3 separate regions of the Mus musculus genome follow, and all the other regions are linked to region 3. A link is a loop called in an ENCODE intact Hi-C map of the cell type or tissue named here. Cell type or tissue: left cerebral cortex. All regions are shown on one strand.

Region 1 (8,000 bases), 59 kb before region 3:
TGTATTGAAGAAAAAATGACTCTTTTAATTCTGGGTTTAACATGGCAATATTGCAATTAGTGATCTGACTACCACAGGTAACCATGCATACCAAACTGTAACACAGAGAAACTGCAAAGTGATTCTTAAGAGCAGTCACTACTGCTGAAAGGAAAGAAAGGAGTTCGCGCCTCTGTTACTGGTCACTTATTACTGAATTCCTAGAAATAAACACAAGCCCTTCCAAATGTAATTATATAAACTATTTTGGTTATATGGCAAAGCTCCTATCCTGTTAGATACATACAGAATGGAAGATCTACCTTGATTAAAAAAAAAAAAGTATTTCCTTCAGAAAAAGTATTTCCTTCTCCAGTTTCCTTTAAAACTTTGATTTATTTTCAAGCCTAGGTTAAAAAATCCCGAGACTTTTGTATAATTTCATGGCCACATGAGGTCCCATTACACCCTCCAAACAAACAAACAAGCAAACAAACAAACAAATCCTAACTCCCAAACCAAACAACAGAATGCTGAGCCGAGAAGTCGAGTTTTGTTTTGTTTTTTTTTTAAAAAACACTGGTAAGATGATTTCCACTGTCAATACGTGTCTAAAAGATGTCATTGCTTCTGCTTGTGAGATCCAGTGCAAAGAATTTAAGGAAGGAAATCACTGGCCGCCCTGGGAGGTGGGAGCGCTTGGTAGAGGCAGCGTCCTATGAGGAGAAGGCTGCTACACATCGCTGGGAGACCGAGCTCTCTGAGACAGCGAGGAAGGGATGCACCCACAGCAAATGAGGCAGAGGGCTTTCTGGATCTCTTGGTTTCTGAAAGCGTAAATGACAGGGTTGATGATGGAATTGTAGGTGGCGGGCAGGAGGGTGGCATAGGTATAGATCGAAGGGTAGGTGTAATCGGCGATCAAGGAATAGAGGGTGAAAGGCATCCAGCAGGCAGCAAAGGTCCCTAGGATGAGAGCCAGGGTCGAGACCCCTTTCCGGGTAGTCACATAGTGCGATGTAGCCAGGAAGTGGTGCTGCAGGGCTATCTGATGGGCGTGCCTCATCACAATCTTACAAATCTGGATGTAGAGCTGAAGCATCAGAGCAAACATGAAGAGGAAGGAGATGGAGAGGATGGCAGCGTTGTTCTTAGTGAGAGGTCTGACCACGCTGCAGGTGGACTCGTCCCTCAAGCAGTTCCAGCCCATGACGGGCAGCAGCCCCAGGCAGATGGAGGTTCCCCAGAGCATCACTAGCATGACATAGGTAAAGGTGACGGTCCTCTCGGAGTGGTACGTCAGGGCGTAATATAGCGAGAGGTAGCGGTCCACAGTAATAGCCAGCAAACTGCAGACAGAGGCAGAGAAAGAGGCGACAATGAGTCCGATGGTGACCAGCTTGGTGGCTTCTGACTGAAGCAGGTACGCAAAAACAAAATTGATGATGAGTCCCAGGCCAGCCAGCAGGTCTGCAAGAGCCAGGCTGCCTATCAGTAGGAACATGGGGGCTCGCAGGCTGGGGCTGTGGAAGATGATAAGGACCACAACGGCATTTTCACAGCAGATGAGGGTTCCTGAGCTGCACAAGACAATGTCCCAGGGGTTGACAACGAGCTCGGGTTCTGACTCCGCAACAGAGCCCTGGGAGGGGACAGCGGCTGAGATGTTCTCTGGAGCACCGGCATCTATACAGTCCCGAGGCAGCCCGCTTAAATTGACCTTCGGGTCTTCGTTCATTTTAACCCCTGTCCTCTTCAACGGAAAGACAGGCTTTTTAATGTTTGGGTACAGTAGGGTGCCAATCCAAGATCATGCAAAACACACAGAGAAAGACAGACAACCCTGGGCTCAGCTATCAGTGTCAAAATGCCACGAGCTTCAGGAATTAAAAACAAAAGCTAAAGTCTGCAACCGAAATGCTGTTTGTCTCTGAGGGAAACACGGATCAGGACTCCCGAGGCGGCACATGCACACTCGCACACTTGCCAAAACGCTGAAAACCGACATTGGCTAATTGCATCTCCCATGCCGAAAACCAACAACTGTTTGACATCTGGGCTGCTGAGAGAGCACCGCCCAGCAGCCACAAGTCTGCAGGAGGGTGGAATATTTTAAGGGCCCCAAACTCCCACCCTTCCCAAACATACCTCACGCGCGAGCACACCCCCAAACACACCTCCAGACTCAAACAAAGGGGTGGGGTCCCAGTCTCTCCCATGTGCACCGCTCAGAGTGCAAGGGCTACAAAAAAGGTAGGTGTGTACCACAGAGGTGCCCAGACAGACAGAGAGAAAGATATGCATGCATTTGGCACCGCTCCCCTAGCAGCGGGGACGCGCAGCCTGCGGGGCAGGGGGTTACCGGGGGTCACCTTGGCACGCCCTGGCCGAGGGGTGGCTCCTTCAGTGCTGCCGAATAGCTCGGGCCACCCGCGTGGCACGTCCGTGGTGGCGCCCGCGGCAGGTGAGCTGCGGTGCTCGCGCCCGGCTCTCCGCCCTCCGCGCTCCCCGCCGGGCGCGCATCCGCGGGAACCCCACGAGGCTGCGCGCGCCCCCGCAGGTCGCAGCTGCGTGAGGGGCGGGAGCCCGCCACCGTGGACGCCCGCCTGCAACAGTCATGCGAAGACCCACTCGAACGGCCGGAGAGTCTGGCGACCTACTTTGATCCTGTGGCTTCCCCGAGGCGCCCTTGACCCTGGGGCTCGGCTTCTTATGCTTTCCCCTAAAGAATTGTAAACGGCCGGGTTTTCGGGATGAACAGGAGGAATGCGGGGTAAGCAGGTTAGGGCTGGCGGAGGAGACTTACAACAGCAAGCGACTCCCTCTCTTAGATTGCAGTTGGCCGGTCTGCAAATTATTGTTCCCTTGGGGACGTTCGCTTAACTGGATAGGAGCTGCTGCTACTTAGATCGCCCAGCTGCACTTATTAGGCACTCTCGGAGCCGTTCGCGAGTGGAAATCATTTAGGGCATTCTTGCAAAAGCTTCCTTCAGGCACTGGCCCAAACCCAATTCATTTAAGTACCCAAGTGACACTTATTAATTTATTGTTTCCTGTACCTCATCCGCGGAGTCTAGGGTTAAGATCCTGAAGGTTGCCTGCCGGAAAAGGACTAGCCTGTGTCTCTCATCCTGGAACCGGATCAGATCTTAAATTTAATCACGCTCTCCAGCCTAAAGGTGGGAGGAGAAAAGTCCTATTTCCGTGTGACCTCAATGTTGTGCAAGGCAAAGGATCCTGAGGACCCTTCATATGGGGTTATCATCAGATGCATCTGCCTCCCCTGTGTCTCACTGAAATTCCTACTCCAGCCTACCAGGCTCCAAGTCTTAGATCTCTTTTTACCCCATGTTCCCCCACCCCAGCCCCAGCCCCGCGCGCATCCATCAGCAGCTGTCTCTACCGTGTCATGCTCCTGGTACCAAAACCCTCCCTTCACCTCCCTGGTTACAACCTTCCTCTAGCCGCCCCTTCCCCCTTTCTCACTAAGGCAACACACTAAACCCGGTGTGACCTTGCCATAATGCAGCAGATCCGTTCCGCCCAACCTGAGCTCTCACACTGCTTCTGAACTCTCTCCCTGGACATTCTGCTTTGGGACACGTGGAGCTGTTGAGTTTTCTGCTGAGTCTTCTCATGTCCCCCAAAAGGCTCCAGGACTCTTTCTGAGTCCTGTATTCCCTGCGGCAACACTTCTGAAACTTGACTTAGAAACCAGCAGTTCTGGGGTTGGGGTCCCGGCGTCAGTCCCAAGATGCTGGTGATGCCGACCTGCGGGTCACACTTTAAGAAACGAGGTTCTATGGAGTTTAATAGTCGTGTGTATGGAAAGGAGACATCACTTGCGTCAAGGACCGTTTGAAAGCCTGCGTGAACAAATTCACGAAGACATTATCTTAGCACTCACAGACACACCCTGGACCAGTGGTAAGACAAAAATCAACATTATCCCAGGTAGCAGGTACTGCTGTGAAGGGATGCTCCTGTCTCTTTTCATTTCTTTGTAATAAGCGGAAGCATTTTTAGAACAGAGCAATGGGAAATGAGCAATGTGGGGCTGGAGAGGTGGCTCAGTGGTTACATGCTCTGACTGCTCTTGCAGTGGACCTGGGTTCAGTTCCAGGCGCGTATAAGGTGACTCACAACCATCTGCAACTCCAGTTCCAGGGAATACGACGCCCTCTTCTGGCCTCCTGGAGCATTACATGCACAAGGTACACACAATACAAGCAAACACTTAATATACATAAAATAAACAGGTTGTTTAAAAAAAAAGCGGTCAATGGTTTCATATACACAAAAGCAGTTTAACAAAAGACAGCTCAAACCAACTGGTTAAATTTTAGGAGCCTCTCATTGGTTGTACAGTTCTGGAAAAGCAAATTCACAGGACAAGCTGGATGCCCTTCAAGCCAATGGCAACAGCATGCACTTGGACCTTACTGGCTTAATTTACTCAGCCATGGAGTTTGTCCAAGTTTTCCCCAGAGCTAAGGGTGGAACCTGAATCCAGTCTTACATTGATGGTAGTGTGCCCTGCCCCTAAGCTGTTCCTTAAGCCTGGAGTTCACTCTCTGTGGCATGGTTGGGAAATAAGGAGAAAGAAGTGAGTGGGCAGGGCTGGGCGAAGGCAGCAGTGTGCTGAGACGTGTGTGGTCCTGTGTTGAAACCTGAAAGGAGTGGAAAGAAGGAATTACATAGGCGCACACCTAGCACTGAGACCGTTTGAGGTGCCTGAGCATGGACTCCAACATCTGGAACTATAACCCTAATTAAAGTCTTTCTTCTAGAAGTTGCTGTGGTCATGGTATTTTGTTACAACAATAGAAACCTCTTGAACCTCCAGCCTCCTGTATATAAGACAACTCAGTGACTCCAGGTGGCTGGCAGCAGCTGTACCCCAATTTGCCTATCCCCCTAAAAAACCTTTATCATTAAAAAAAACTTCCCAATTTTTAAAATACACACACACACACACACCCCAAAATTAACCAGCCCCAAAGTCATACACCATAGAGAACATCTATACAGTTATAATATGGAAGCTGTGGCATTTGGCATTCACATGTGAATATGTCTTATACACTTATCCATCACTAGACAAAAACTCCACACAGAATTAGAACTAGAAACATAATTTTCTTCACATCCCCTTTCATAACTTCTGTGCATTACCACTCAATCCTTCCTCTTCGCTTATATTTAACTTTTCTAAATTTGCATATATTTAATATATTTAAATATACTCTAAATATTATATGTACTACAGTTTAAGACAAAGAAAAGAGGACTTCTTGCTCCTTGAATGACTGTTGTAACTTAACTTTATTTCAAATTCCGTATTTATTGGTGTGCTTAAGACTTTTGTTACCACAAAGCAGAAATCTAGTTCAAACTAGATTAATGCCTTTTACTGTCTGGCTGAGACAGATCTAGACTAACCCATGGGAAAGAAGTAAAAGCTGCAAGAAGCATTTGCCAGGCAATGGGCAGTTAGTTCCTACCTGATTTATCTCTGCTTGTCTTTGCTTCTCTGCTTGCCAGCATCTCATTTTTTTCCTCCTCAGGATGGTTCTTCCTTGTATTGGAGTCAAGTTGCTCTAGGCAGCCATGAGTTTGCACCTTACCCTGAAGCCATCTTCCTAGCCTGAAGAGAAGAATTCCATGAGTGAATCATTGTGTCTGTGTGTGTGTGTGTGTGTGTGTGTGCGTGTGTGTTGCCCAGGTCCACATGTATAGAGTCCTGAGATGAATGTCTGCTATAGTTAGAATCATGGACATTCCTCCAAGGATAAATGTGTTAAGCTGTGAAGGATGGGGTGTACTGATATTCCAGCACCCAGGAAATGTTGGCAGGAGGATCAGGGGTTCAAGATCACCATCAGTTAAGGTTTCTATTACTGCAACAAAATACCGTGACCACAGCCACTTAGAAAGGAATGCATTTAATTAGGGGTACAGTTCCAGATGCTTAGAGACCAGGATGGCAGAGCAAAGGCAGGGCAGCAGGGACAGCTCACAAATCTCAAAAAAAAAAAAAAAAAAAAACCAGCTAGTTGGAGGCAGAGAGCACAGGGCTGGTGAGGGTCATTTGAAACCTCAAAGCCCACATCTAGTGTCATACTTCTCCAACAAGTCCACACCTCCAAATCCTTCCCAGACAGTTCCAACCAACAGGATGGGGAGGGGACCAAGTATGCAAGCATCTGAACTTATTATGGGGGCCATCCTCCTTCAAACCACCATACTTAAGAGCTATGGAGAGAGAGACAGAGACAGAGATATATATAGAGAGAGACCGAGAGACAGAGACAGAGAGAAGGCTTGGTTCTGATGGTGACACTTGGGAGGGGGTGTAGCCTGCAGGAGGGAGGGCCTTGTGGGAGATGCTCAGCCATTAGGGTCCTTCATCTGTCATTGTTCTGCCTCACACATCCACCTTAATGTGCTAACCCCACCTCGGGCTCAAATCAATGGAGCCAAGTAAACATGTGCTGAGCTTCCAAAACTGCAACCCCAAGTACATCTTCTTTCTTGGTAACTTGATTATCTCAGGTATCTTGTTATAAGGATAAAAGGGCAACTAATATGAAGTTATATTCAAGCTTCCCCAAACAGGAACTTTCCCAGAGAAGGACGGAGGTTGGAAAGTATAGGTGCCTTCTATAACTTGAGATGGATGGGCAGATTTGGGAGTCTAGCACAGCCTTCAGTAATAAGGGTCATGAAAGAGCTGTCTACAAAGCCGTCTTCTTCATTTACTCTCCACACATTGTGAGACACAGTCGATGGCACCTTCTGTGTGTGACACTTATCGCCTCTGCGTTACCTAGCTTTTTGACCATTTGCTTTATAACACTGGCAAGTTTAAGAACGTCCAGTCTGGTTACAGGCTACCCCCCAAATTCCTGTGTCACGTGACGATGGTCCTATCCCCACTTTAACCAGTGTGATATTGAATCTTACATCATGAATCAATCAGGAGCCCTCCTGTGAGGCCTGGTACCTACAACAAGGAGTTAAAAGTCTTTGCAGCATGGGCTGACGCTGCTTCCACTGCTGAGTGGGCTTAAGACACTGAACGTGTCTGCCATCGCTCTCTTTCCTTGTGACCCGAGTTTAATAACACTCTGTGGTTTGAGGGAGGCGGTTACTGTGAGTGCTTCCTTCTGGAATTGGTACGTTTGTGTTGGCTGTCTTTCTTCTGCCATCGGGGCAGCTTGACTGAAGGAAACGAAGTCTCCCCTGGATGCTGTGATGCTTGGCTTATGTTGGGGACTGCAGAAGCCAATGTTACTCCATCCATTCCAGCCAAAGCGTGAGGTAGCATGTCCTGTGACACTTCCCATCCTGGTTTGAAGTGCTGGTGGATGAAGCAGGAAGAGAGAGGTGAGGTAGCAAAGCCCTCTATTCAATTCCTCCAGCAATGCAAAGTGCAGCCAGGAAGAGCTCCAGCTGTGCTCTTGCCAGTGGTGAAGGGAGGGGGCCAAGGACCATGGTTTTGTGTCTGGGTGATGCTACCTGGGCAGCTCAAGGTTGGGAGATTGGTCTGTGCCTTGTGTGGCAAGAGGGATGGCCCAGTTTAATACTGGATGATTTCACATGTGTGTCCCCTACCCACGTATGAGGTTTACACATACCTGAGTGTACTCTGATCGTGTAACATCACCATACCAAGAAAGGTGGGGTTCACACTCTGCTACAGTTTACTCTCCATAACAGTAATAGCCCAGAAAAGGAGATACTGTTGTGGATTCCCCAAAATGCCCTTTTGCTGAATATCTTCATTTAAGCCAGCCCGTGTCTAGAGGTATCTACGGTCACTTCACACTGAAAACGAATTTTAAAATATACTTATTTTATTTACACTCATGTCTTGCCTGTATGTATGTCTGTACACCGTGTGATACATGCCTGATGCCCGCAGAAGATGCCACCAAGAAGAGAACACCAGAGCCCACTTGGAACAGGGTTTATAGGCGGCTTGTGAGCTGCCATGTGGGTTCTGAGACCCAAAGCCT
Region 2 (8,000 bases), 72 kb before region 3:
GCTGGGCAGCAGCAAGGGTAGGGACACTCTGCTATAGGCCTCATAGGTTATTTGATGCCACCCTCAGCCTTTGGATTGGCAGATTTCATAACCTGCAGATCCCTTGAGAGTTGAAGGTTCTAGTGTCCCTGTCCTCGAGGTAGGAGAGCAGGTCATGACAGCAGAAGTTCCTGGAAAGAGTCTCAGAAGACACAGATTTGCCGGACATCAAACCCCTATGCACAGAGAAGTGTGACTTGAGTTGACGTTTGATCTTTTGATAAGTCCTCCTCCAACCCATCTAAGCCCTGCTTCTACCGAAATCAAATGATGCCCACATGAACTGTGGGGATGGTGACCTCCCTCCCAGAGTCACGGGCAGGCACCTGCTTCTGCTTGTGGGGGGCGTTAAACCTCATGGACTCACCCCAGTTCTGAATAAAAGAGAGACACAGTTAACTCCAGAAATACCTCTGTATTTCTGCCACACGTGTCCAGGTGCCGAAGGAATCCAGGAGAAGGTTACAGACAGTTTTGAGCTGTCCAGCGCGGATGCTGGAAACCAAACTCAGACTCTCAGGTAGAACAGCAAATATTCTAAACAGCTGAGCCCTTTCTCTCCAGACCCTCAAATAATTTATTTCAAATTAAAACAGAGAATTTTGCTTAACAGCTCCTGGAAATTAAAAAAGAGAAGCAGTCTGGGTGAGCGTGGTGGCACATGCCTTTAATCCCAGCGTTCAGGAAGCAGAGGCAGGGATCTAGAGTGGGCAGACACCCTGCTATAGGGCAGGTGTGGAGATCAGAGAAGAACTTGCAGGAGTCAGCTCTCTTCTTCCATCATGAGCGTTCCAGGGATCAAACTCAGACTGCCTGTCAGGTTTAGCAACAAGTACCCTGACCAGCTGAGAAATCTCACTGGCTGGAGGATGTTTTTTAATTATTCACTTTACATCCTGCTCACTGCTGCCCTCCTGGTCACCCCTTCCCACAATCCTTTTCCCTTCCCTTCTCCTCTGAGATGGTGGGGGCCCTCTGGGTCTCTGAGAGGCTAGGCACTTCCTCTCCCACTGAGGCCAGACAAGGCAGCCCAGATAGAACATATCCCACGTACAGGCAACAGCCTTTCAGATAGCTCCCTTTCCATTTGTTTGGGACCCACATGAAGACCAAGCGCACATCAGCTACATACGAGCAGGGACGGCTATGTCCGGTCTGTGTATGTTCTTCGGTTTGTGGTTCAGCCTCTGAGAGACCCAAGGGTGCAGGTTAGTTGGTTCTGTTGGTCTTCCTGTGAATTTTCTATCTGCTTAGGGGCTGCCTTCCTTCCTCTTATTCTTCCATTAGAGTTTCCAAACTCCATCCACTGTTTGGCTGTGGGTGCCTACATCTGTGTGACTTGGTTGGTGGCTGGAGCCTCTCAGAGGATAGCCATGCTAGACTCCTGCCTGCAAGCATAACAGAGAATCACTAAGTGTCAGGGATTAGGGCTTGTCCATGGGATGGGTCTCAAGTTGAGATGGTTAATGATTGGCCATTCCCTCCATCCCCCAATCCCTGCATTTCTTGTAGAAAGAATAAGTTTTGGGTGGAAAGTGGAAATATTCTTAAACCGAGATCAATTCTCAGAGGGGAAAATCAGAATTCATTTTCTGGAGTACAAGAAAATATTATTCATTTGCTGCTTCACCTGTGGCATGGGTCCCATAAATCTTTGCACAAATTTCCATTCATGTAAATTGATTTCTGGAGCTGGGGTTGCTGCTTGGAGCTAGAGGACCTATCTAGCTTGGCTCAAAATCCTCCTGGTTTAGGAAAGAAACAGGAAACTAAATCAACTAAGAAGGAACCTGTAAAATGCAAGTGTTTGAGCTGGTGAGTGGGGAAAGCAGCTTTCTGGAAACATGACGACCCTGTTATCTGAAGAGCTCAGGGGATGAAAGGAGACAGCCAGTTCCTAACCTTAACCAGTGTGCTGTGATGGGTGTGCGTGTACACACAGACACACACACACACACACACACACACACACACACACACACATACACAGACACACACACATGCACACACTCACACACACATACACAGAAACACACAAATGTAATAATACATAATACAAATCAAATAATAAATTAAAATATTTACAATTGCTTATACAAAACAATTCTAATCAGGTTCTTGTAACAATGTAACAAAAGTGCACACTGCCTTCTTAAGGCTTCTTCTTTATTTTTTTATTGTTTTCATTGTTTGCTTGTTTGTTTGTTTTTTTTGCCAAAGGCTTTCTCTTTGTAGCCTGAGCTGTCCTGGAACTCACTCTGTAGACCAGCTTGCCTTGAACTCACAAAGATCTGCCTATCTCTGCTTCTCAAACGCTGCAGTTAAAGGTGTGTGCCACCACCTTCTGGCAGTGTTCCCAGTTTTAATGATGCTTTCTTTCTGCTGTTAAACCAAAGGTCTGGTTTTTTGCCTTTTTCTTGTTTTGAGAGACTGAACCCAGCATCTTGCACATAATAGGAGAGTCCTTGCCCCAAACTCTTCCCACTTTTTCTTAGGCCCTCCTGGTCTGGGGCCACCTTAGCCACCAATCCCAGGATACAAATGGTTCTGGGCTAACAGCACTGCTTCTAATTCTAGCCTCCCACACATCCCTCCCTCCCTGTTCTACAGACTCCCTGTCATGTGACCCTCACGAGTCCTTGGCCACTGCTCTTTCCTGGAATCGGATACTAAATGAAAAGCTGCCTCTGACACCTGGCACAGGTTGGGGTTGAATCCACTTAGGGTCTCCATCAACACGTAATAGGCATGTTTGCAGTCAACATTGCCAGAAGCCTGCTTGGATTTAAAGAGCCACAATGAAGACTTTAAATCTGGGAATAGAGTTGTCTCAGAGGTTGATTGACAGGGGATAAGGGACCCTGGAGTCTCCCCAGGGAGCCAGCTTGAGCCCAGTCCAATTCTGCATCCAACATATCGGAATAAGCAGCTCTGGGCACAGCTTATGAGCACAAAGATGGATGCCTACCCTGAAGCAGGAACAAGTGGCCCTGGCCCTCAGCCCAGAATTATCACCAGGAATGGCTCCAGGAATGGTTGTGGCTCATTTTACTTTCTACAAATTAATTCGATTTAAAGGAAGACTGGGAGGCAAAAGCTATTATTTTTAAAGGGCTACGGTGAAACTTCCAGAGTTACAGTTATCCTCCAAAGTGACAATTGCTCCAGATTTGTCTATTGCATAGATTTGACATCTCTGAATGTTAAATTTTTCTTAAAACAGATGGAGTATCTAACTTCAAGCTGGTAGAGTGATAAGGGAGACCAACAGGCAGAAACCAGGCTTCCAAAAAATAATATTGCTGGGTTTACTGTAAAAAATAATCTCCTGGGGCTTAGAGAGATGGTTCAGATAATAACAACACTGGCTGTTCTTCTCAAGGAAGAGACTGTCCCCAGTACCCACATGGTGGCTCACAATCATCTGAAATTCCAGTTCCAGAAGATATGATGCCTCCTTCTGGCCTTTGTGGGCACTGCTTGCACATGGTACACAGATATACATTACAGATAAACCACTCAAATACATAAAACCATTTTTAAAAATCTCTTAGAGATGTCTCCATGAAATATTTCATAGCCGGGCGTGGTGGCACATGCCTTTAATCCCAGCACTTGGGAGGCAGAGGCAGGCGGATTTATGAGTTCGAGGTAGCCTGGTCTACAAAGTGAGTTCCAGGACAGCCAGGGCTATACAGAGAAACCCTGTTTCAAAAAACCGGAAAAAAAAAAAAAGAAATATTTCGTTTATACCTAGATATGTTCTTCCCAGTGCAGCAGCTTGCAGCCTGGTGTGGTTTTTAAACGTAAGTGGGTTAAAATTAAGTACAAATAAAGGTGACGTTCCTCAACTGTTCCAATTGGCCTTCAGATGCTCAGTAGCTACAGCAGTAAGGTGTACGCAGGCAAGTTTCATCAGAAAGCCCTTCTGTTTCCTAGGTGATCAATAAGCAGAAACTACAGCTGGCCAAGCTTTTTTTTTTTCATTTTAAGATTTTATTTATGTGCATTAGTGTTTTGCCTGCATGTATGTCTGTACAAGGGTGCCAGATCCCCTGGAACTGCAGTTACAGAAAATTGTGAGCTGCCATGTGGGTGCTGGGAACAGAACTCAGGACTTCTGGAAGGGCAGCCAGTGCTGTTAACTGCTGAGCCATCTCTCCAGCCCCTGATCAACTTTTCAATTGAGTCATCTCGTTTTGACCACTCTAGACTAAGCATTTTCTAGCTAAAGTTATAGATCCAAAATATTCACGAACATGTCATGAAAAAAATCACTAATTATTAAATGATCTCTTTTGAAAAATAAAACATAAAAATGCAAGTTTGGAAGAGCTGAGTGTGTGCTGCCTACATTCTGGAATCTGATACTATCCTTCTAATCATATTTCATTTTTTTCTTGCACGAAAAGTAATCTCTATTTTACACATCCTCAATAGTTTTTCATTACCAAAGGTAAGTGAGAGTACACACACATGTGCACACATGGATGCATGAACAAACATACATTCATAATACATATGAGGCATACATGTACATATGCATATGCAGACACACCCACATACACATATGCACATATATACACATACACAGAATCACGTGCATGCACACATGTTTACACATACATGCATATATATATATGCAGATATACATGTAACATGCCTATGCACAGACTTACTTATATACATATATACATATACACAGACACACAGACACACATGCATGCCCACACATATTCAAACACATGTGCACACACATAGACACACTTCATCTGTAGCCAATTGGGCTTCCTCCCGGCTCTCCTAACGTGAGCAGCTCAGATGTGCATTCTAAGATGTGAAGCCATCCCAGAGATGGGCTTGGAGCCCAGGACTTAAACCCACTGCTGTTGCTTTGCCTCCTGCCCAACTGGCATTTTCCTCTCTGAGCTGGCGAGTTCCGGTTTGCTAAACTGAGCATGACTTCATGAACCCATCTCAATCTTAGGTGAGACAAGACGTGATAAATGTTTGATGCGCACAGTACAGACAGGTGATAGGTCAGGTGGGTCCAGTATATCCACTCCCCCTTTTTAATCAGTCATATCCCTGTTCTAAGTCCAGAAGCACCTGAATTACACATTTCTGCTGGGATGTTGCTTTCCATGGTAAATGTGCAGTGATGTGCATTGCAACTGTCATTCCACCCCCCTCCCCGCAAGGCTTGTCAATTACTAATATTGCTCCCATTCATCCTTGAGTGAGATGCCCAGATCTCAGGGAATCATTTCAGCAACTCCAGGAGGTACGGATTGATATGCTCTCCCATCACAGATAAGGACCAAAGACAGATATAGAAGGACGAGGGGTCTCTCCAAAGGCAGCCCCAGCTCAAGGATAGCAGTACGGTCCCTGGATATGACTGAGTGTGAGCAGAAATCTACAAGCTGACAAAGGGAAGCGAAGCGGCCCGCGGTGTCTCAGATTCATTCTTAAGGAACTGAGAACTTAATCTTCCAAAATGTCAAAGAGACCATCTTATGCCCCACCTCCCACCCCAGCTCCTGCAACACAAATGCCCAGCACACCAGGGTTTGTGGGATACAATCCATACAGTCATCTCGCCTACAACAACTACAGGCTGGGAGGGAACCCGGGCACCAACAGCCGGGTCACGGCGTCCTCTGGCATTACGATTCCAAAGCCTCCAAAGCCACCAGATAAGCCGCTGATGCCCTACATGAGGTACAGCAGAAAGGTCTAGGACCAAGTAAAGGCTTCCAACCCTGACCTAAAGTTGTGGGAGATTGGCAAGATTATTGGTGGCATGTGGCGAGATCTCACTGATGAAGAGAAGCAAGAATACTTAAACGAATACGAAGCAGAAAAGATAGAGTACAATGAGTCTATGAAGGCCTACCATAATTCCCCTGTGTACCTTGCCTATATTAATGCAAAAAGTCGTGCGGAAGCTGCATTAGAGGAAGAAAGTCGACAGAGACAGTCTCGCATGGAGAAAGGAGAACCTTACATGAGCATTCAGCCTGCTGAGGATCCAGACGACTATGATAATGGCTTTTCAATGAAGCACACAGGCACTGCCCGTTTCCAGAGAAACCACCGTCTCATCAGTGAGATCCTCAGTGAGAGTGTGGTACCTGATGTGCGGTCGGTTGTCACAACAGCTAGAATGCAGGTCCTCAAGCGACAGGTTCAGTCTTTAATGGTTCATCAGCGGAAACTAGAAGCCGAGCTCCTTCAGATAGAGGAACGACACCAGGAAAAGAAGAGGAAATTCCTGGAAAGCACGGACTCCTTTAACAATGAACTTAAAAGGTTATGTGGTCTGAAGGTGGAAGTAGACATGGAGAAGATTGCAGCTGAGATCGCACAGGCGGAGGAACAGGCCCGCAAGAGGCAGGAGGAGAGGGAGAAGGAGGCAGCAGAGCAGGCTGAGCGCGGTCAGAGCAGCATCGCCCCTGAGGAAGAGCAAGTGGCGAACAAAGCCGAGGAGAAGAAGGATGAGGAGAGCATCCCGATGGAGACAGAGGAGACACACCTTGAAGACACAGCAGAGAGCCAGCAGAATGGTGAAGAAGGCACGTCTACTCCTGAGGACAAGGAGAGTGGGCAGGAGGGGGTTGACAGCATGGAGGTGGAAGGGACCAGTGACAGTAACACGGGCTCAGAGAGCAACAGCGCCACAGTGGAGGAGCCGCCCACAGACCCAGTGCCAGAAGACGAGAAGAAGGAGTAAATGTTGCCTTGTTTTATGTGACCTAAAACTTTTTTAAATGAAAAAAAAAAAAATTTTTTTTTTTTGGTTTAAAAAAAAAAAAAAGAAAGAAAGAAATCTACAAGCTGATAAAATCTACAAGCTGATATCATATCACATTCATTTCCAAGGGCTGCTTGGCACCGATGTGGCAGAATGACCGCAGAGGTTCCCTGGAGTACAGAGATGTTAATGTCACCAGCAACCTCATATGACACTGGAATTCAGTCCTTAAACTAGTGCACATCAGAAATGCATGGGGTGCTAACCATGGGTCATAGGGCTCCACCCTCTGAGTTTTAAGCAGTAAGTCTGGGGTCAGTCTGTAGTATCACTGGAGTATGTCCCAATAAAATGGTGATGGTGATGGTGATGGTGATGGTGATGGTGGTAGTGATTGTGGTGATGGTGGTGGTAGTCATGGGCCACCCTCAAAGAGCCACTGTTCAGCACAACACTAAGTAACTCATGGTTCTCTCTGGCCATGAAGTATTCTGTTAGTGAGTGATGCCAGGAAATGTTCAAAGGAAGAATAAATATTGGGAAAATAACCAGAAATGGATACAATTAAATAAAAAAATAAATGATTTAGGTAATTTGTGGGTGATTTTCCTTGAAGGAGAAAGCAATAATGTTCAACAACTATTTTTTCCAAAGATTTTTAATTATGTGTATGTGTGAGGTCTGTGTGGATATGTGCACATGAGTGCAGTGCCCACAGTGGCCAGAAGAGAGCACCCAATCGCAGGGAGCTGGAGTTTCAGGTGCTTGTGAGCCAACTGACATAGGCTCTGGGAAAGAACTCAGTTCCTCTGGAAGAGCAGTATATGTTTTTAACCACTAAGCTATTTCCCCAGCCAACCTCAACATTTCTTTTCAAGATAAAAATGTGACTATAGCCGGGCAGTGGTGGCACACGCCTTTAATCACAGCACTTGGGAGGCAGAGGCAGGCGGATTTCTGAGTTCGAGGCCAGCCTGGTCTACAAAGTGAGTTCCAGGACAACCAGGGCTATACAGAGAAACCCTGTCTCGAAAAACCAAAAAAAAAAAAAAAAAAAAAAAAAAAGTGACTATAACTCCTAGGATTAGGAAGCGTCTCTACCTCCAGACGCTAGGGCCAGACAAAACAGAATTCTAATGCAATGAGAAAAACCCAAGCTTGAAAATACTGCTACACGTTGAAGGAGAGTTCACAGTCTCAGTTT
Region 3 (8,000 bases):
TAGCCTAGTACTGTCATAGCTGTGTTCTGAGGAACTGTGTATCAAGCATAAAACCCAGGGCCTGACACGTGTACTTTGAGTACAACTCAAAGGTCCTCGGGATCCCGATGCCAGAGCGTGTCTCCTCCACATCTGCTCTGGGACCTTGCTGAGTAAGCAGACCTTCCTCAGTCTGTGAAGAAGACTTGCCCAGGTAATTCCCAGATGACAGTTTCCCCCCAGGCAGCCTGTCGGGAAGACAGCTGCCAGGCTCAGGTTCTGCCTGCTGGGCGTTTAATCTGAGACACAGGATGGTCCTGGCATCCTTCACAGCTGCCCTTGCTTACTGCAGTGTGCTGCGTGGTTTACATCCTTGCCTCTGCCTGCGTCCAGCAGAACTCCTGACGCTTTTGTCTGGCACGTGACTTCCCACTTCTTGTCTCTGCTCTCCTTGGCTTCTCAGCAACCATGAGCTTCCAGATTATCCACCGGCATTTCCTGTTCACACTGCGTCCCTGCTCCCACCCGGCTACATCTTCTTAGGAGTTGCCCACCCATGGGGCAACTTCACATCGTCATGCCCAATTCGTGTCCTGAGCCTCAGTTCAAATCACTGAAAATATTTTTCACTCACCTTTTGGGGGGTTCTGGTTCCTTAATAACAGCATCTCCGCATTGTGTGATTGATCAAGACAGGCCTGTATACAATCCTCTTTGTATTCTCAGCATCCCAAGGACCCAGTCAACCACACCTACACCACAGGCAAGATTTCTGAAGGGAAGCGCTCCTCCTCTTCACTCACATCCCAGGGTTGCTTTGGCCTGCTGCCTGCCTCTCGGCCACTATTCAGGCTGTCTGCAAAATGCTGAGCACAGGAGCCAAAGCTCCTGGGCTGAGCATACAGCCAAGGCGAGCCCAGTGACAGGCACAGGATGCTGCCAATGAATATTGATCAAGTAAATGGCTTATATTTTTGCTGCACGTAACTGTAGAGTTTATCCGGCCTACCAGGCTTTTGTTCAGAGCAAAAGACAAATTTCCAACATTTTCTCTGAGAAGTTGGCTTTAGATGGTGACAAAAGTCTTGAGCTGGGACAAGGAACTGGATTTGGATCCTGCCTTTGTCACATATAAGTTGTGTCACTATGGATACACTCCTTATTATGCTGAGGTTTTGGTTTTCTTCATGTTTTTCTTAATATGTATATGAGTGTTCTGCCCGAGTATATATGAGCACCAAATGCATGTCTGGTGCCCACCAGGGTCAGAAAAAAGTATTAGATCCCCCTGGAACTGGATTTATAGATGATTGTGATCCACTGTGTGTGTAGGTGGTGGCAATCAAACCCGGGTCCTCTGCAAGAGCAGCCAGTGCTCTAACCACTGAGACATCTGTCCAGCCCCCAGTTTTGGTTTCATTTTCAAATAAGAATGCTGGGTCAGACACTATTTTAAGTGTCTCCGACTAGTCAGTGCTAGAATTCTAAGGATGTTGGCAGGAAGGGCTTGTGGTTTCCCGGTTTCCCTAGCGCCTGTCCTACTTCTCATCCGTATAAAGTGAGTGAATTTCACTCCCTACTGAATGTCAACCATCAGTCAACTTTCCATGAGCAGGAGGGGTCAGCTGATGGCAAGAGCTTTGCTAGTCTGAGGCAGGGGTCCTACTTCCTAAGATGAAACACTTGCAGGCTCAGCATGGTCCAGACCGACTTTCGTGGAAGAGATATCTTCAGTTGAAGGCAATCTTCACTCAGCAGTACCTCCCCACTCCCTGTGCATCCTGAACTGATTTCCACAGGTCTGCAGCAAGCGAGGGGCCAAAGAGAAGTGGCCACCATCCACCTGCACAGCATGACGATAAAGCCCCACCATCAGACCCTACCGTGTCTCATTCTGGGTTACAGGCTCCTTGAGAGCAGGGACTTTGGTTCAAATGAGCTCTGTGCATATGGAAGGGATCCGTTAGTAAATATATTCACCCAGCTCCCCAAGCCTGGCTTGGGCTATCCAATGTGCTATAGAATCTGTGGTCTCACTTTCTGCAAGGGACAGCTCTACACTCCAGACTCCTCCAACCGATGATACCTGACTACTGATAGGAACATAGAGTTGGGGACAAGTTTCATGTGTGTGCCACTATGGGAGGATCATCAGGGTGTGGAGTTGTGGCCACAACAAGGCAAGGATCAGGAAGGCCATCTAGGAAAACTAGCAAGCATAAAGTCATTTAATCTACAAAACCTTATTTGGTAAAGACCAATAATGTCTTCTCTCTGCTTTCTACTTGCTAAGGTTTCTCCCAGCCCACATAGCGGCTACTTGAATTAGCTTTATGGATCCAGGCTGTATAAATCCATCCCTATCAGCCCTTTGAAGTGGACCTAGCATGGCTTGCAAACTGAAAGTTTAATGTTATTCCATTTTAATTTAAAGATTTTTTATATTATATATGTATGAGGGTTTACCTGCATGTATGTGTGTGCCTGGTGCCCTCAGAGGGCAGAAGAGGACATCAGGTCCCCTTGGAGTCACAGATGATTGTGAGCCACCATGTGGGTGCTGGGAATCAAACCTGCAAGAGCAGCCAGTGCTTTTAACTGCTGAGCCATCTCTCCAGCCCAATTTGTTAAATTGAATTAGAGGCCACATTTGACACACTAAAACTCTGACTGAAATTTCTCTATTCTTACTACCTCCCCATGCCCTGAGGTCATTTAAAACTATCCTGTGTACCAAAGAAATGTTCAAATGTCACTGTTCTGTTAGCTCACCTCAAGCTAGAGATATATTCATTCCTAAACTCATGTTCTCCTCATCCTTTCCCAAGCCTATAGCTGGGGCTGGAGAGATGGCTCAATGGTTAAGAGCACTGACTGCTCTTCCAAAGGTCCTGAGTTCAATTCCCAGCAACCACATGGTGGCTCACAACCCTCTGTAATGGGATCCGATTCCCTCTTCTGGTGTGTGTGAAGACAGCCACAGTGTACTCATATAAATAAAAATAAATTTTAAAAAAAGCCTATGTCCACACATGCTCTCCTTTGGAAACTTCTTTTCCTTACACCCCATATACTTCACTCTAAGTGAGCCAGGCCCTCGCATCACTGTAAATGCTGCTGCTGTTGCTGCTGCTGCTGCTGCTGTTTCTGATACCTGCACGCACTGTCTTCCAAGTGCCTTCAAGGTTCCAGGTTCCACACCCCTTATTCTATGATGTTTTCTTCCATACCAGCTACTACTCAAGACTAATTCTGTGTTCTTCTCTCCTAAGACTCCCACCAGTGTCCTATATATACACCACAGCTCTCTATAGAGTAGCCTGTGCCACTCTCTGCTGTGAGTCCCACTGAAGATGAGGTCTGGTTGCTATTTGAGCATCTCACACTGCCCTACACATAGTAATGTGGGCTGAATTTGAGCAAGACACAGCTATTAGCAAGCGCTGGTGCTGTCCGCGGTCCTGAAATAGCGCTCTAGGGCTGAGCACAGACTACAGACTACCCTGAATCCAAACCCTCTAGCAGAGGAGAAACCAGGTTATGAGGTGTGATGTGGTGAAAGAGGAAAACATCTGATGTGAGAACATTGGAGCATATCAGCATGGGGGACCAGAGAGACAGAGGGTGAAGGAGAAGGAAGGAGGAGACACTCCCTAGAATAAATTTTGGGGTCCTAGCTAACCAACAGAACCTGACAAAGATGGGACCCTCCATGGGGAGGAATGAGCAGGAGTGTCAACTTGAACAAGCACATTTGCACCGTTTGCAGTGCATCTGGGCAGCATGTGTGGTGGATGTGACAGGCACAGGTAGTCTCCGGGTTGATACTACGTCTTGGGTGGCTTTTTTTGTTGTTGTTTTGTTTTATTGTTTTTTGTTTTATTTTTTGTCTTCTCTGTCTTAGAACTATCAGCTTGCATGCCACCCATAACAAATTGGATTTTACCTCTCTTATGTTTCATAAGCTGGGTTGCTGGGTTCCTGTGGTAGCATGTTGGGTTTCTCTTGCCATTTTACCACATCAATTTTAAATAACTCAATGAAAATTTAGTCACTCTTATCTCTGGGATACTAAATTTCTCTTCAGAAACTTTCTCCCCACTAACTCTTTGCTTTCAGTTAGTTGAGGGGTTTCCCTTCTCTCTCTCTCTCTCTCTCTCTCTCTCTCTCTCTCTCTCTCTCTCTCCTCCCCTCCTCCTCCTGTCCTCCCCCTCCTCCTCCTCCTCCCCCTCCTGCCCTCCTCTTCCTCCTGCCCTCCTCCTCCTGTCCTCCTCCTCCTCTTTCTCCCCTTCTCCTCCTCTTCTTCCTCCTCTCCTCCTCCTCTTCCTGTCCTCCTCCTCCTGTCCTCCTCCTCCTCCTCCTCTTCCTCCTCTTCCTCCTGGGTTGGCCTCAAACTTTCAAGGTAGCAGAGGATGACCATGACCATCTGCCCTCCTGCCTCCACCTCCTGGGTGCTAGGTCCACAAGAATACGCTCCCAGCAAGCTGAGGGACTTGATCCCATTCTCATTTTCCCAAGAAGTTAAGTCGATACGAAAAGAAGCAGGATGTGACAGTGTGTGCCTGAAATTCTCCCAGCACTTGGGAGGTGGGGTTAAGAGAATAGAGTTCAAGGCCAAGGAAGATCTTCCTCCTATCTATGGAGGGCAAAAGAAAAGAGACTAAAGCTAGGCTGACCTGCGCCCCCTCCCCCCCTTCTTTCCCCTGCACACCCATTAAAACCACTTCCACCTCTGTTGTGAACACCATCTGCTCTCACTGGTTCAAGGCTTTTGCTCCGTCAACTCCGTTCTGTCTGCATTGAGGTTTTTCCTAGCTCTGGATCATTCCCCACCTCATAAATGTTCTAGCGTCTCTCGTCCTTTAGAAGCCCTCCCTAAGCCAATGCTGTCCTGGATCAGCCAGCTTGCCATTGGTATAATACACTCCTGAGGGTTGTCCTGATCCACTGTTTTAGGCTCTAGTCCTTGATCTGGAGGGGAGGCAAGATGGTGGAACTACTCACTTTCTGCCCAATAAAAAAGAGAGAAAGCGAAAGGGGGTGGAGCCTCACAATCTGCTCACTAGGCCCCACCCCTTAAAGGTTCTACCATCTTCCAACTGTATCTAACATCTGGACCTTTAACATCTGGATCTTCAGGTACATTTGCCCCAAACTCTATCCACCCCATCCTTCAGTTCTGATTTAGAGTGTTTCTTTCCTCTTTACTTTACCCCACCTTTCCTTTCAGGCTTTGGCCCACTCCTCACTTCATGTAAAGTCCCTGTGGATGGCCACCACATCTGAAGCTAACGACCTATTCTTGTCCCTTCTCCTTCCTTTACCTAGTCCCACCACTGATGCGAGTGTTCCTTCCCTGCCTCCATGAACAGCAACCCCACTCCTTTTGTTTATTCTTTTTCTGGTTTCTCTTGTACCTCAATAGCTATACTTTCTTCATTTTCTCTACTTGTGATGGTTTGTATATGCTTGGCCTAGGGAGTGGCACTGTTGAGAAGTGTGGCCTTGTTGGAGTAGGTGTGTCACTGTGGATGTGGGATTTAAGACCCTCATCCTAACTGTCTGGGAGTCAGTATTCTGCTGGCAGTCTTCACATGAAGGTGTAGAACTCTCAGCTCCTCCTGCACCATGCCTGCCTGGATGCTGCCGTGTTCCCACTTTGATAATAATGGACTGAATCTCTGAGCCTGCAAGCCAGCCCCAATTAAATGCTGTTTTTATAAGACTTGCCTTGTTCATGGTGTCTGTTCACAGCAGTAAAACCCTAACTAAGACACTACTGAATGCTCCTCTTCTCCCAACAGGGACAAGACCAACACACAAGTTCTCTGCCTGCTACTCTCTGTAGTCAGAGCAGGTGCTGCCAGCCTGCCTGCTCTGTGCTCTGAACTGTTAGCATTTGCATTAGACCCTGGTGCCCGGTATCAGGTCTCTCCTTCTTTTGAATAGATTATCCCATCTGCTTCAATGAGAAGGACTTCAAAGGTGGCATCCTTGGCTCTCTCCTAAATCCCCCAGTATCTGCACTCGGGCTATGCCAGAGGAAACCAAGATTGGCAGGGATTAGGCAAACAGAGCAGAGGTGGGGGAAGGTCCAGTATCCAGGAGAGTATCCAAGAATGTCAATTCCCATGGCTGAAAAACAGCAAATGCAGAGGAAAAGAAGTTCTAGAAAAAGAAGAAATTTTGCAAATAAAATTTTCAAAGCAAACCATGGCATTTTATAGATCTTAATTTGCTTAAGGTTGTCATTATATATCTCAATATCTCTATATCTATATCATTATATATGTATATATAATTTTCTATTTTGAAATAAAGATTACTAACAACAACAACAAAAAAAAGAATGCCAATTTCTTTGTATCTAAATTTTTTTATACCCAAAAATAAAATTCTATTCAGTCCTGGCTCTTTTTTTTTTTTTTTTTTTTTCTGGCTTTGTGGAATAAACCAGCAGCCACCTGGTGGGGAAGTTCTATGCCTGAGCTTTAGAGAGCGCTAAAGCCTGGTAATAAGAACATTTAATAATTAACCTCTGCTCTAGACCCAGAGGATCCCGGGCAGCGGAGCTCGATTCCTGCAACTCCTATTTTCTTTTGCCCTGTGTCATCTGCGGTTGCCCTTGAGTGCAGGGACATTTTTAACGGGAGAATTTGGGTTTCTTATTTCAAACTTACCATGGAAACCTCCCCTCCCCTCCCCCACCCCCACCCCCACCCCGTGAACACCGTGCATACCGTATCTCATCTTCCATGGCTCTGTTTGCTTAATTATTGTTTTCCCCCCTCGTAATTGCTATCAGCAATCCAGCTGTAATGCACTTGCTAATGAGCACAGCTTTGGAGCTCCACGTAAAGATCCAGCAGAGGTATTCTTTCACCATGGCCTCAGAGTGTGGCCATGGAGAGGCTGAAACAAGAGGCATACAGACATATGTGCACAGACATATGTGTCCACAGTGCATTCACACCCATAAAATTAAATAAACTCTTAGCACACTGTAGGTGTTTTCACATTGGTAAACTGATGGATCCCTATGATGAATAGCTTACAAGATACTGATTTGGGGGAAATTTGGAAAAAAATAGACATCATCACGTTTTGACATAATTAAGTATGCTCATTTGCATAAGTTACTAAGCACCTCTCCAATGACCTACCTCTAAGTACATGGAATAAACTAGCATGTAGCAAATAAACTCTGCACATCAGCCATGGTTACTGCATGAGGTGAGGCAGTGACATTCCTTAACAAAGGAGGTGTGTCGCTGATGGAATTGTGACAGGATGAGCAGTATGTGGCCAGCAGTAAGAATTATCCCGGTGTGAGTGTCCTAGTCCCTGGGGCCATTTGATAGCCTTAAGGATGGGGTCCTTCCAAAGTAGAGACTTTTCTTCTATTGCACCATTCTGGGGAGAGGATAAAACTTAACTGAGGGATGGTTTGAAGTGTGACTCACAATGACTTCATTTGCACAGAATAAGGGCACAGGATTCTCCTCTCCCAGGGGACACACTGTGTGACATTTGTCATGGCTGATTCATCACTGTAGAACAAAGGGGGAAAGATGGATGGGTGGCAAAAAGTACCCCTTTTAGCTTTTTCTTTTCTTCCCTTGGTTTTGGAGTATGCTGGAGCCATGTGAGCACAGAATTCTGAGAACATCGTGCAGAGCCAAGTCCTGATGGAGGGAGATTTGCCTTTGTGTAGAGGCAAAGCTGAGCTCAGGGGCCACACGGCACCCATTTATGTAACTGGAGGTTCGTTCTCCACTCGACTATGCCCAGCTGGGACAGCCCATGGATAGGGCTCTCTGGGTCTTTTGCTGACCTTTTGACATCCCAGGAAAGGCCATTCTTTGCTTCCCTAAGTTCTGGACTGTGACATCAGCCTGAGGAAACCCTCTTCTCCTCCCGACTCTCCACAGCACAGCTGCCTCACCCCAGTTACAGAAGCGAGGATGGTGTGTTTGCCTGGGCTTGTCAGCGCAGAATTCTGACAGCTATGGATTTCTTTA

What was found. A loop is a pair of places that touch in the nucleus more often than their neighbours do. Peaks named below come from ENCODE experiments on the same cell type or tissue, not always from the same donor. Only the 100,000 strongest peaks of a DNase experiment are listed, where the experiment ranks them.
Region 1: it touches region 3 in a loop (3-fold over the local background); 5 of 42 quality-filtered maps call a loop at or near these places.
Region 2: it touches region 3 in a loop (2.9-fold over the local background); 5 of 42 quality-filtered maps call a loop at or near these places.

The regions. Positions count from the first base shown.
Region 1 is chr5:146,582,394-146,590,393 of GRCm38, forward strand. Gpr12 (G-protein coupled receptor 12) reads right to left here and starts at 2,846. Exons shown (of 2, transcript NM_001359056.1): 1 at 2,352-2,846; 2 at 1-1,732. The coding sequence starts at 1,717. The coding sequence ends at 713. Gm34333 (a long non-coding RNA gene) reads right to left here. Exons shown (of 4, transcript XR_377206.1): 2 at 6,990-7,342; 3 at 5,484-5,626; 4 at 4,223-4,649. In left cerebral cortex, a CTCF peak has its summit at 4,170 (motif pointing left); DNase peaks (open chromatin) are centred at 1,073, 1,367, 2,225, 2,469 and 2 more places; H3K4me3 peaks cover 3,234 bases; H3K27ac peaks cover 2,498 bases.
Region 2 is chr5:146,569,349-146,577,348 of GRCm38, forward strand. It overlaps the pseudogene Gm8494. Among named protein-coding and RNA genes, the nearest start is that of Gpr12, 12 kb to the right of the region's middle. In left cerebral cortex, CTCF peaks have their summits at 3,534 (motif pointing left) and 7,488 (motif pointing right); DNase peaks (open chromatin) are centred at 2,681, 3,047 and 4,904; H3K27ac peaks cover 432 bases.
Region 3 is chr5:146,641,321-146,649,320 of GRCm38, forward strand. No RefSeq gene overlaps it. Among named protein-coding and RNA genes, the nearest start is that of Gm34333, 45 kb to the left of the region's middle. In left cerebral cortex, no CTCF peak of the experiment used is centred here; DNase peaks (open chromatin) are centred at 403, 821, 1,414, 3,360 and 1 more place; H3K27ac peaks cover 1,226 bases.